2 separate regions of the Homo sapiens genome follow, and region 2 is linked to region 1. A link is an interaction called in ENCODE POLR2A ChIA-PET data of the cell type or tissue named here. Cell type or tissue: GM12878. All regions are shown on one strand. Links, peaks and the distances in the headings refer to the core of each region. The heading gives the core; the rest is flanking DNA.

The links. ChIA-PET counts read pairs that join two places held together with the same protein. Peaks named below come from ENCODE experiments on the same cell type or tissue, not always from the same donor. Only the 100,000 strongest peaks of a DNase experiment are listed, where the experiment ranks them.
Region 2: POLR2A ChIA-PET joins it to region 1 with 5 read pairs; 1 of 35 experiments calls an interaction of 5 or more read pairs at or near these places.

What each region holds. Positions count from the first base shown.
Region 1 is chr20:54,666,688-54,672,070 of GRCh38, reverse strand. No RefSeq gene overlaps it. Among named protein-coding and RNA genes, the nearest start is that of DOK5, 190 kb to the right of the region's middle. In GM12878, for the core only: a CTCF peak has its summit at 3,337 (motif pointing left); a DNase peak (open chromatin) is centred at 3,186.
Region 2 is chr20:53,466,658-53,472,040 of GRCh38, reverse strand. All of the region lies in intron 2 of TSHZ2 (teashirt zinc finger homeobox 2), which reads right to left. The region is part of intron 1 of TSHZ2-AS1 (TSHZ2 antisense RNA 1); the gene reads left to right. Among named protein-coding and RNA genes, the nearest start is that of TSHZ2-AS1, 35 kb to the left of the region's middle. In GM12878, for the core only: no CTCF peak of the experiment used is centred there; a DNase peak (open chromatin) is centred at 3,220.

The DNA.
Region 1 (5,383 bases), core at 211-5,210:
CAGAGAAGGCAGCCCTGACACTGGTGTGTAAAAACTCCATTCACTCAAAGAACCGTGCACACACACACACACACACACACACACACAAAACCTGTTCTAAATCCACATATCTGCCAGGTTTTGCTGTTCACAATGTTTACAAAATACCATGGAAATAAACCCCTATTGGCTGTTAGGATTCTGTTTGATTGCATATACTGGAAACCCATCTATAATGGCTTAACCAAACAGGAGATTTTTCTATGACATAGGTCCAGATGTGGTCATTCGCAGTTGGTACAGCAACTCATGGGGAGTCATAAAGGACCCACACTCTTGCTGACTTCCTCTCTGGCATCATTACCAAGCCTCTTTGCTCCTCGCGGAAGCAAGGTTCTCCACCTCTGAGCATCCTATTTGCATTCCAGGCAAGATGCAGGGGAGAGTGCTAAGGACGGAGGACAAAAACCTTGACTTCTAGAAGCTTTTTAGGGAGGAGAGGGGTGGAAGGACGTCTTCTGCAGAGACTTCTGCTTATATCTCATTGGACGTAATTGAGTCCCAGGATACCCCAGATCTGGAAAAGTATTTTCAATTAGAATAATTGCTTCCCCAAACAAAATCAGGGTTGTTAGTAAGAAAGAACATGGAGAATGCATAGGCAATTCAGCAGCGTCAACTTCAACAACCATAATTTATCTAAAGCAAAATGATTCTCTAAATGCACGACCAAATCTTTGAAAGGATCTCAGATCAGGAAAGTTTCAGCCTAGCAGAAAACTGGGAGACTTCTTAGATTTTCACCAGTGCAAGATAATCCAAGCCACTCTGCCCTCTGTTAGTGCCTGGGAAAACTGAGAAGTAGATATAAAATTACGCTTTCCATTAGCTAATAAGTCTGTGGCACCCGTTTCCCCAGGCTGCATTCGTTTATACAAATCACTTGTTTTCTAGTGTAAGACAATAGAGTTGTCTTTTCTGGGTCCATTAAAATAGGTATCTCATTCACATCAACTTCTCCCTGGAGAAATCTTGTCGGCTTGCTGATGTTTACCTGAAGTACTGTTCCCTCAATAGAAACACGGCGTATGCCGCATGATGCCTCTTGCTGCTCTGCTGGCCTGGCGATCCCAAACCCAGCTGATTGCTGCCTCTCCTATAGGACCGTGAGCATGATGGAACCCTTGCTACTGAGCACAATTCTTTGTTTATAAGCTTCCAATTGTTTATGTTTTTATATTTTTTATTTGTACACATGTATGGAGCACATGCAAAATTTTGTTACATGTATATAATGTGTAGTTATGAATGGTATTCAGTATTCAGGGTGTCCATTATCCAAGTACAATACATTTTTAAGTATAGTCACTACTCTGCTATTGAATAAATAATTTCTTCCATCTATCTTACTATGTTTGTACCCTTTAACCCACTTCTCTTCATCCTCCTCCCCAATCCCACTCACCCTTCCCTGTCTGATATTTATCTTTCTACTCTCCACCTCCATGTGATCAATTTTTCAGCTCCCATATAAGTGAGAACATGCCATATTTGTCTTTCTGTGCCTGGCTTATTTCACTTATGATAATGACCTCCAGTTCCATCCATGTTGCTGCAAATGACATGATTTTTTTTCCTTTTCTTTTTCTTTTTTGAGATGGATTCTCGCTCTCCTCTGTCCCCAGGCTGGAATGATCTCGGCTCACTGCAAACTCTGCCTCCCAGGTTCAAGCAATCCTCCTGCCTCAGCCTCCTGAGTACCTGGGATTACAGGCAATCACCACCACTCAAGGCTAATTTTTGTATTTTTAGTAGAGATGGGGTTTTGCCATGTCAGCCAGGCTGGTCTCAAACTCCTGACCTCGGCCCCCCAAAGTGCTGGGATTACAGGCATGAGCCACTGCGCCCTGCCATCATTCTTTTTGAGGGCCAAGCAATATTACATCGTATATATATATTCCACACTTTCTTGATACATTCATCCACTGAGGGACATTTACATTGATTTTGTATCTTTGTTATTGTAAATACTGAGCACAAGTCTTGGTAATGAAATCACACAGTGTTTGTGGACAAAACTATGGACAGGACGCAACAAAATATTGACTGTTGTACTGGGATCTGACTAGTGCGACCACGTGTCCCAGTTTGCCCAGTACAAGGGTTTTTTCCCCAGCCTTGGGATTTTCTATGCTATAAGCAGGAAAGTCCAGGGAAAGCTACGATAAGTTGGTCATGGTGAGAACAATCTTTATGCAGCATTGGCTTCGAACCTATCTAAAATAATATCATTAATAGAAACTAATGTTTATTGAGTGATAGCCCTGTACCAGGCACTATCCTGAAGACTTTACATTTATTACATTTATTACACTATTTAATCCTCGCAAGAACATTATTATTATTATTATTATTTTTTTTTTTTTTTTTTTTTTTTTGAGATGGAGCCTTGCTCTGTCGCCCAGGCTGGAGTGCAGTGGCTTGATTTCGGCTCACTGCAAGCTCCGCCTCCCAGGTTCACGCCATTCTTCTGCCTCAGCCTCCGGAGTAGCTGGGACTACAGGCACCCGCCACCACGCCCAGCTAATTTTTTGTATTTTTTTTTTATTAGAGACGGGCTTTCACCATGTTACCCAGGGTGGTCTCGATCTCCTGACCTCGTGATCCGCCCTCCTTGGCCTCCCAAAGTGCTGGGTTTACAGGCGTGAGCCACCACACCCAGCCAAGAACTTTAAAAGGAAGGGATGATTGCTATTCCCATTTTAAAAATGAGGAAACAGAGATGCAAATTGTTTAACCTACCTAAAGATTAACAGTAGAAGCAGCAGAGCCTGGACCCAAACCCAGGCAGGCTGGCTCTGAAACACAACCTCCTTACCAGGACTCAGTGCTGCCTCACTCAGATCCCCCAGAGATGTTGGGCCATGTGAGCCGAAGTCCATTTGCTGCTTGGGCAGCTGGTCCCCTACTCCTCCATCTGCTGTTATCTGCTGATATGCGACAGAACTTTCATTTTATGACGGTAAAAGAGAAGGGGATTCTTGGCCGTGCAGAAGCTTTTTAACTTGATATGATCCCATTTGTCCATGTGACTTGTAGATGTAGACACTGTATTTGTTTCTTTTTCTTGCTCTTTTCTTAGAGACAGGGTCTCACTATGTTGCCCAAGCAAGACTCACAACTCCTGGGTTCAGTCCATCCTGCCTCCTCAGCCTCTGGAGTAGCTGGGACAACGGGTGCAAGCCATTGCAGCCAGCCGGGAAGGGACATTTTATTCATGAGTTATTTTTGTAGTTTTCAACTGGGGAAATTTTGTTTACGGTGATTATACCTGGTGGGGGTGCTACTGCCATCTAGTGGGTGAAGTCCAAAGATGCTGCTAAGCACCCTGCAGTGCGCAGGGCAGCCCCCGCCGCAGAGAATGAGCCAGCTCAGGTGATCAATAATGCCGAGGGGGAGAAAGCCCACCTTATCTGACTCCTCACAAAGTCCTACAAATCACTATTTTACAAAGTAGGAACCTGAACCTCAGAGAGACCGAGGTCCCGCTAAGGGTCAAGGAACCTGTAAGCAGCAGAACAGGAACTGGAGTCCGGGTCTATCACCCAAGCCCACACTCTTTGCTGCCCAGTTCTGGACAACTTTATATCCTATCTGTGGGCAGAAAACACACCTTTCTGCCTGCTCTGACTTGCCGCATCCTGTGGCGGGATTGGCATTTAGTACTTAGTACTTGTCCATTAGCAATTTGATAATCTAATAACAGCCAAGAGAATACATAGTTATATTTGTATGCCAATCCTTCCCCTTCTCCAGTCTTATCAGCCACATGTCCAGGCTGCTTCTTAACTGCCCATGGTTTCAACTTTAGCTTCTATTCTCACCAGTTATGAGAACTTGAACTTAGCTTCCCCGAGCCTCAGGCTCCTCCCCTGTAAAAGGCAGATGTGCTTTCCTAATAGGCTTGTAGGGAGGATTAAATGAGATAATTCCTCATCACCTTCTGTGGCACAAAGGAGAACACACAATGATATATCAGCTCTTGTCATTCCAATTTCTAGTCCTCTGGACAAAAAAAAAAAAAAAAAAACTGGCTCAAATAATAGGTGAAAGTTGTTTCCATTTATCAGTGATGAATAGAGCTTATATTATGATTCAGGACACAGAGAAATATACATGAAGAGATACACACTGAAAACAAAGTTTCACAAAACATACTCACCATTATCAAGTGTGATTCACTCTGATATTTTCTGTCTTATTTAGAGAATGATGGTTGCAACACATTAAATTGATTTCACCCCACAGTTTTAAAAAGAGTACATGCTGTATAATTCCATCTATATAAAATTCTAGAAAAGACAAAACAATTGAGTGAGAAAGCAAATAAATGGTTTCCTAAGGCCAAAGGGTGGGGGGAGTTGATTATGAAGATTTAGGAGGAAACTCCTTGAGGTGATGAAATGATCTAAATCTTGATATCTTGTTTGTGACAGTGGTTATGTCACTGTGTACCTTTGCCAAAACTCCTCAACTACACTTACAAAAGACCAGATATTATGTCAATTAGAACTCTATGAAGCTGATTGTTTAGAAGAGCATTATGATAGTAAATGCCAATGTTTTATCCTATCTGATTTGGAATTTTTTAGCATTGAAATGACATAGTATAGGAAGTAAGTATTTAGGAAGCCAGGAACCCTTCACTATTGATCAATCCTCAAAATTGATAACTGATGGTGCTCAGAAAACTACCCCAAAATCTGGCACCTTAGCACTTGTGAAAACAGTAGAAGCAGGAAGGTATCTCTTACTTTCCACCTCATCTTTCCTGAAACAGGACATAAAACCTAGGAAAGTCACTGACATTCTCCTTCCCTTCTCCCTCAAAGACCTGATAGGAGGGATGTCACACAGAGAATCCAAGAAGAATCTGAACAAAGAGGCCTACCTAAGTTCCTCCCAGTTTATTACCATTGGATCACATTTTTCTTCCAATTATACTTCTATGTGACTGTCCATAAAAATATACAGGTTTTCCTTTTTCTAGAAAATCTTTATTTTTGAAATCTCCTGTGTCATGTAAAACTTTAAGGTCTTCATTTTGAAGCCTCTTGTGTCACATTAAATAAATTTGTATACTTTTCTCTTGTTAATATGTCTTTTGTGACAGGAGTCTTAGCCATGAACTTCAGCACAGGTAAGGAAAAGAGATTTTTTTCCCGCTACATAGCTGTATTTGTCCATTTTCATGCTGCTGATAATGATATACTTGAGACTGGATAATTTATAAAGAAAAAGAGGTTTAATGGACTCACAGTTCCAAGTGGCTGGGGAGACCTCACAATCATGGTGGAAGGTGAAAGGCATGTCTTACATGGTGGCAGACAAGAAAGAATGAGAA
Region 2 (5,383 bases), core at 215-5,214, 1.2 Mb after region 1:
CTGACATCGGGAGTTTGAGACCAGCCTGACCAACATGAAGAAACCCTGTCTCTACTAAAAATACAAAATTAGCTGGGCGTGGTGGCACATGCCTGTAATCTCAGCTACTCGGGAGGCTGAGGCAGGAGAATCGCTTGAACTGGGAGATGGAGGTCGTAGTGAGCCGAGATCATGCCATTGTGCTCCAGCCTGGGCAACAAGAGTGAAACTCTATCTCAAAAAAAAAAAAAAAAAAAAGAAAAGAAAAGTGTCTACGGCACTTAGAAAAAAGACAAACTTGTTTTAATGTCCTGCTTGATCTGGTCTTGCCATCCCTCTGCCTTCACCTGGGTCCCTCTGCCACTTGATATATACCAAGAACACTGGCCTCAGGGTCTTTGCACGTGCTGCTCCCTCTGCTTAGCATGCTCTTCTTCCCACTCTTTGTTTGGCCAGCACCTTTTCATCCTTGAAGTCTCAGTTCAGATGGTGCTTTCTCAAATAAGTCTTTTCTTACCCATAGGACTTGACTACATTCTTTTGTTATCATCTTGCATGAACCTTTTGCAGTGTCCTTATAAGACTTATTGCAGCGTATAAGCACATCATCGCATATATAATTTTGAGTTTAGTGCCTGCCTGTGTAAACTCCAGGAAGGTGAGAGTTTGAGCACAGCACAGTCCCAAGTATAAAACCCACTATCTGTCACAGAGTGGGTCCTTGATAAATACTTGTTGAATGAATGGAGTTCTAAAGACACTAATTTGAAGCCTATCTTTTCTAACATGGAAACCATGAAGGGTTTTAAAGTATTTATCACTAAAACAATACAAAAGAAAAAAAAATAGATGTACCTAGAATCCTATTTCTCTAATTCTATGAAAGAAACAACTTAGAGCATGGAAAGAGACTGGAAAAATAGCCCAAGGAAACACAAGCGGACTCCAGAAGCTTTGCCATCTATTTGGTGCTTTCAAGTTCAAAGAATAATTTTGTCTGTCATTTTGAAGCAATTTACATTTTTTTCAAAGACCATTCATATACATTCTCTTTTGAAACATATTGGATAAATATTAGTACCCCAAAGATAAAGAAGTTGAAGCAGAGGGAGTTTAAGTAACTTGCTCTCAGGGTGATTCAGTGATAGGTCAGGACACATGACTCCTAATTTAGGGCTTCTTAAAGCTGTTTGGTTGAAAATGAAAAAAGAAAAACCTATATTTAGTGTTTTATTTATTTATTTTTTTTGAGATGGATTTTTGCTCTATCATCCAGGCTGGAGTGCAGTGGCGCAATCTCCGCTCACTGCAACCTCTGCCTCCCGGGTTCAAGCGATTCTCTGTCTTAGCCTTCTGAGTGGCTGGGGTTACAGGTGCGCACCACCACACCTGACTAATTTTTGTATTTTTAGGAGGCGGGTTTCACTATTTTGGCCAGGCTGATTCTTGAACTCCTGGCCTCAAGTGATCTGCCCACCCCGGCCTCCCAAAGTACTGGGATTACAGGCATGAGCCACCGCGCCCGGCCAAGTGTTATTATTTTAAAAAGACTGTGACAAGGAAGCAAAGGAGCAATGGAGACACATGATGCTTAGCGGTGTAATCCTGGGAGAAACCTGTAGTTAATATTTTTCAAATGGAATTACAATTTGGAAATGCAAATTGGCTTATCTACATTGCTGAATTTCATTATTAGTGTTTCATTTAATTTTTCCTAAGAGAAATCTCTGTGTGAGGAAACCCTTCAACTTTAGTGGACAAATTTCAATTCTTAGAGTGAATAAAATACAGGTAATTGCTTAAATATATTGAATACTTTACTTTTGATATGCCAGACACAGCTTCATGTGGGTGAGTGGATACTATTTTAAAACACTTTCTGATGTATTGCCTTTCCTTAATTCCTTTCTTCCATGTAGTTTTCCCAGCGTTGACAACAGAGACTGAGACTAATTGCTGTCGGAAAGGGAGGTCACAAAATAAACCAGAAAGAACAAAGTGGCTGAGTTTCCAAATGGCAAGAGGGACTCTTTTTTTCTTCTTCTATCAAACCTCAGAACGGTTGAGTTAATGAAAACATTTTAACAGTTATATATCAGTAATATCTGGGTTGTGTCTGCCTGCCTGCCTGCCTGCCTGCCTTCCTTCCTTCCTTCCTTCCTCCTTTCCTCTCTCTCTTTTTTTTCTTTCTTGGGTCCTTCCTTCCTTCCTCCCTCCCTCCCTTCCTCCCTCTCTCTTTCTCTATCTTTGTTGGGTCCTTCCTTCCTTCCTTCCTCCCTCCCTCCCTCCCTTCCTCCCTCTCTATCTTTCTTGGGTCCTTCCTTCCTTCCTCCCTCCCTTCCTCCCTCTCTCTTTCTCTATCTTTCTTGGGTCCGTCCTTCCTTCCTTCCTTCCTTCCTTCCTTCCTTCCTTCCTTCCTTCCTTCCTCCCTCCCTTCCTCCCTCTCTATCTATCTTTCTTGGGTCCTTCCTTCCTTCCTTCCTTCCTTCCTTCCTTCCTTCCTTCCCTCCTTCTTTCTTTTCTTGACAGAGTCTCACTCACCCAGGCTGGAGTGCAGTGGCGTGATCTCGGCTCACTGCAACCTCCACCTCCTGGGTTCAAGTGATTCTCATGCCTCAGCCTCCCAAGTAGCTGGGACTACAGGCGTGCACCACCATGTCCAGCTAATTTTTGTATTTTTAGTAGAGATGGGGTTTCACCATGTTGGCCAGGCTGGTCTTGAACTTCTGACCTCAAGTGATCCACTCACCTCAGCCTCCCAGAGTGTGGGGATTACAGGTGTGATCCACTGCATCTGGCCATGATTGTCATTTTTGATCCACCACATATGCATTATTTCTGTTAATTATTAAAACAATCCAACAAGGTATCCAATATTACAGAGAAAAAAACCTCTCTAGGTTTAGAGACTTGAAGTGACCTATCTGAATAATTATAAGTGAAACCGAATATTCTAACATTCAATTAGAATATGTACATATATATATATATATATATATATATATATATATATATAAAATATCGATTTCAGAGCCTTTAGGTTTAACTGCCAAGCTAATTGTTCCTGATGTTGAGTTGGATCTGTACTGATGAGACCATTCATTCCTTGTCAAAGGGGTACTTCATCAGACCCTTGAAGAATAAGGGGACATGATCATGATAGTCGGCTTGGAACATTTAAATATAGATAGCATTCGGGTCATAATTGACACACTGGAAAATCCCAACTTCTGAACTTCCTCTTTTAAAGTACAATTTGTAATATGTGTCTCAAATGCATGATGTATGTTTCATGACACAAACCAGACGACCCACTGCCTTCAGCTTTCAAGTTGGAGGAGAGTTTTTTTAGTTTTTTTTTTTTTTTTTTTTTGTCTCGTAATGGATGCCAGAGAATCTTAACTGACCTCTACCTTATATAATCAACTTTGCATGTCTATGGAAATAATTTTTACGGCAAGTCCCCTTTTGCCTCCTTTATGGGCCACCTCTGAAATGGTTTAAGATCTCTTCACCAGTGTGTGCAAAATGGCTGTTGAACGCAACCAGCAGAAACAGGGCGATATCTTGGAGAACAACAACAACAAAAATGTCAGGCAAGAAGATGTGGGGCCTCCCAAGAGTGGAGGTTTCATTTGTGTCCTTAACTGTGTGTCAGCTTAGAAGATTTCAATGGCAGCAGAAAATCTTTTCCATAAAGCACACTCTTCAACTGCAGGCTGCCCAAGTAGTTAAGAAACAGAAATGAGAGAAATGGCATGAGAGTTTGCCCTGTGAAAATCTCCTGACAACTAATGATGGGATTATGGAGTCTTAACTGCTGAACAGTTATCCCTAATTATAATCAAAGGTATGTCAATCTAAATAAAAATGATAAGACAGAGAGGCATTCTCTGCTATCTACTCCACCCCCCTCCACTAGCTTTTTAACATGAATCTCTTCTCAGTATGATGCTTTGACAAAGCTTGGATTGAATAATTATAAAAAAGAGATGGAGCCCAGTGTTAAGTAAAACATTTTTGCAGGAAGGAGTGGTGTTATTTTTTTTTCTTTTACAGAAAGAATGTTTTTTTTTAGTTTCAAATATTTGGTTCTATCACGGGAACCTCCTGTCGTCTCTGTTGCATTTGACTATGTCACAAAAGTTATGTCATAAATCTCTTCCAGACACTACGTATTAGGGAAGACGTTGCTTGCTTTTAAAGCCTGGTACACATATCCTCATGGAAAGGTGGTTCTTGGGATGGATCATGTTTGCATTCTTGCTTTCACTACCAGGAAGCTCAGAGTCAAATTGGTGGCCCAACTTTAGTAATTATGTAGCCTCCTAAGGCTGCAGTCTATACCTGTAAACTTCTTTTGATATTCTCTTTCCATTTTCCTTTGGTATATGTGTTAATAGTTTGGCTCTGCCATTTACTAGCTGTGTGATATTGGGGGACATAACTTACCTTTTCTTAATCTCAGTTTCCGCATCAGCAAAATCAGGATAATAATATATAGTACTTTTCACAAATGTTGCCTGGCGTTCAATAAGTGCTTAACGAAATGTAGATATCTTTAATGATTTCTATTATTTCTTTTATAATTTTGCTGCATTGCATATAGTACAGTATCTTAAAACTGCTGTGGAATGAGATGTAGAATAAATTAAAAATACATGCATAAAATTCTGCTTATGTGTTACAAATAAGTAGTCATTAGGTCTTGGAAAATAGACCACTCTTTCCTTCTGGAAATTTAAAAAATGAAGTCAAAAAGCTCTTTCGTTGCTGCATTAAACAAATGTTGAAAAGAAATCAGTTGTCAATTCAGAAGGGAAGCTAAGAAAATTTTTCCCTTTTTATAAAAAAGGAGAAAATAGCATTTCAAAACATTTGATGTGGATATTAAGAAGAAGAAAGCAGAAAACAGTCATAATATCTACCATTTTATTAAGTGCTTGTTAGAAGCTCTGCCTTCCTCAGTACTACCTGACAGTAGATTTCATTGTCTGTATTTGTTGATGAGAAGAGAGAGCCTTGGATTGGCTAAGAAATGTAATCAAGATCAGATAGTTAGCAAGTGGGAGAGCCAGCCTTTGGGCTTAGGTCTGCCTGACTTCAAAGCCTGTTCTCTAACCAGTATTTATTGCTGTCAATGAAACTAACTAGAATCTTCCAAAGGCACATTGCTCAGTAAAGCTATATAATGCAAAATGATAAGGATTGAAAAACTACCCAGCTGTTGCCATCCTTTCAAAAGATAAATTAAAAGGGTCACAAAGATCAGGACAACATCCAGATCAGGACAACATCCTGACAATGGAGAGAGAAAATGTCCCTGGTGGCTTCAGTGTTAATTATAATTTCATGTTGAGCAATTATACTTAACACTTGACAATTGTCATATATGGTTGCTTTT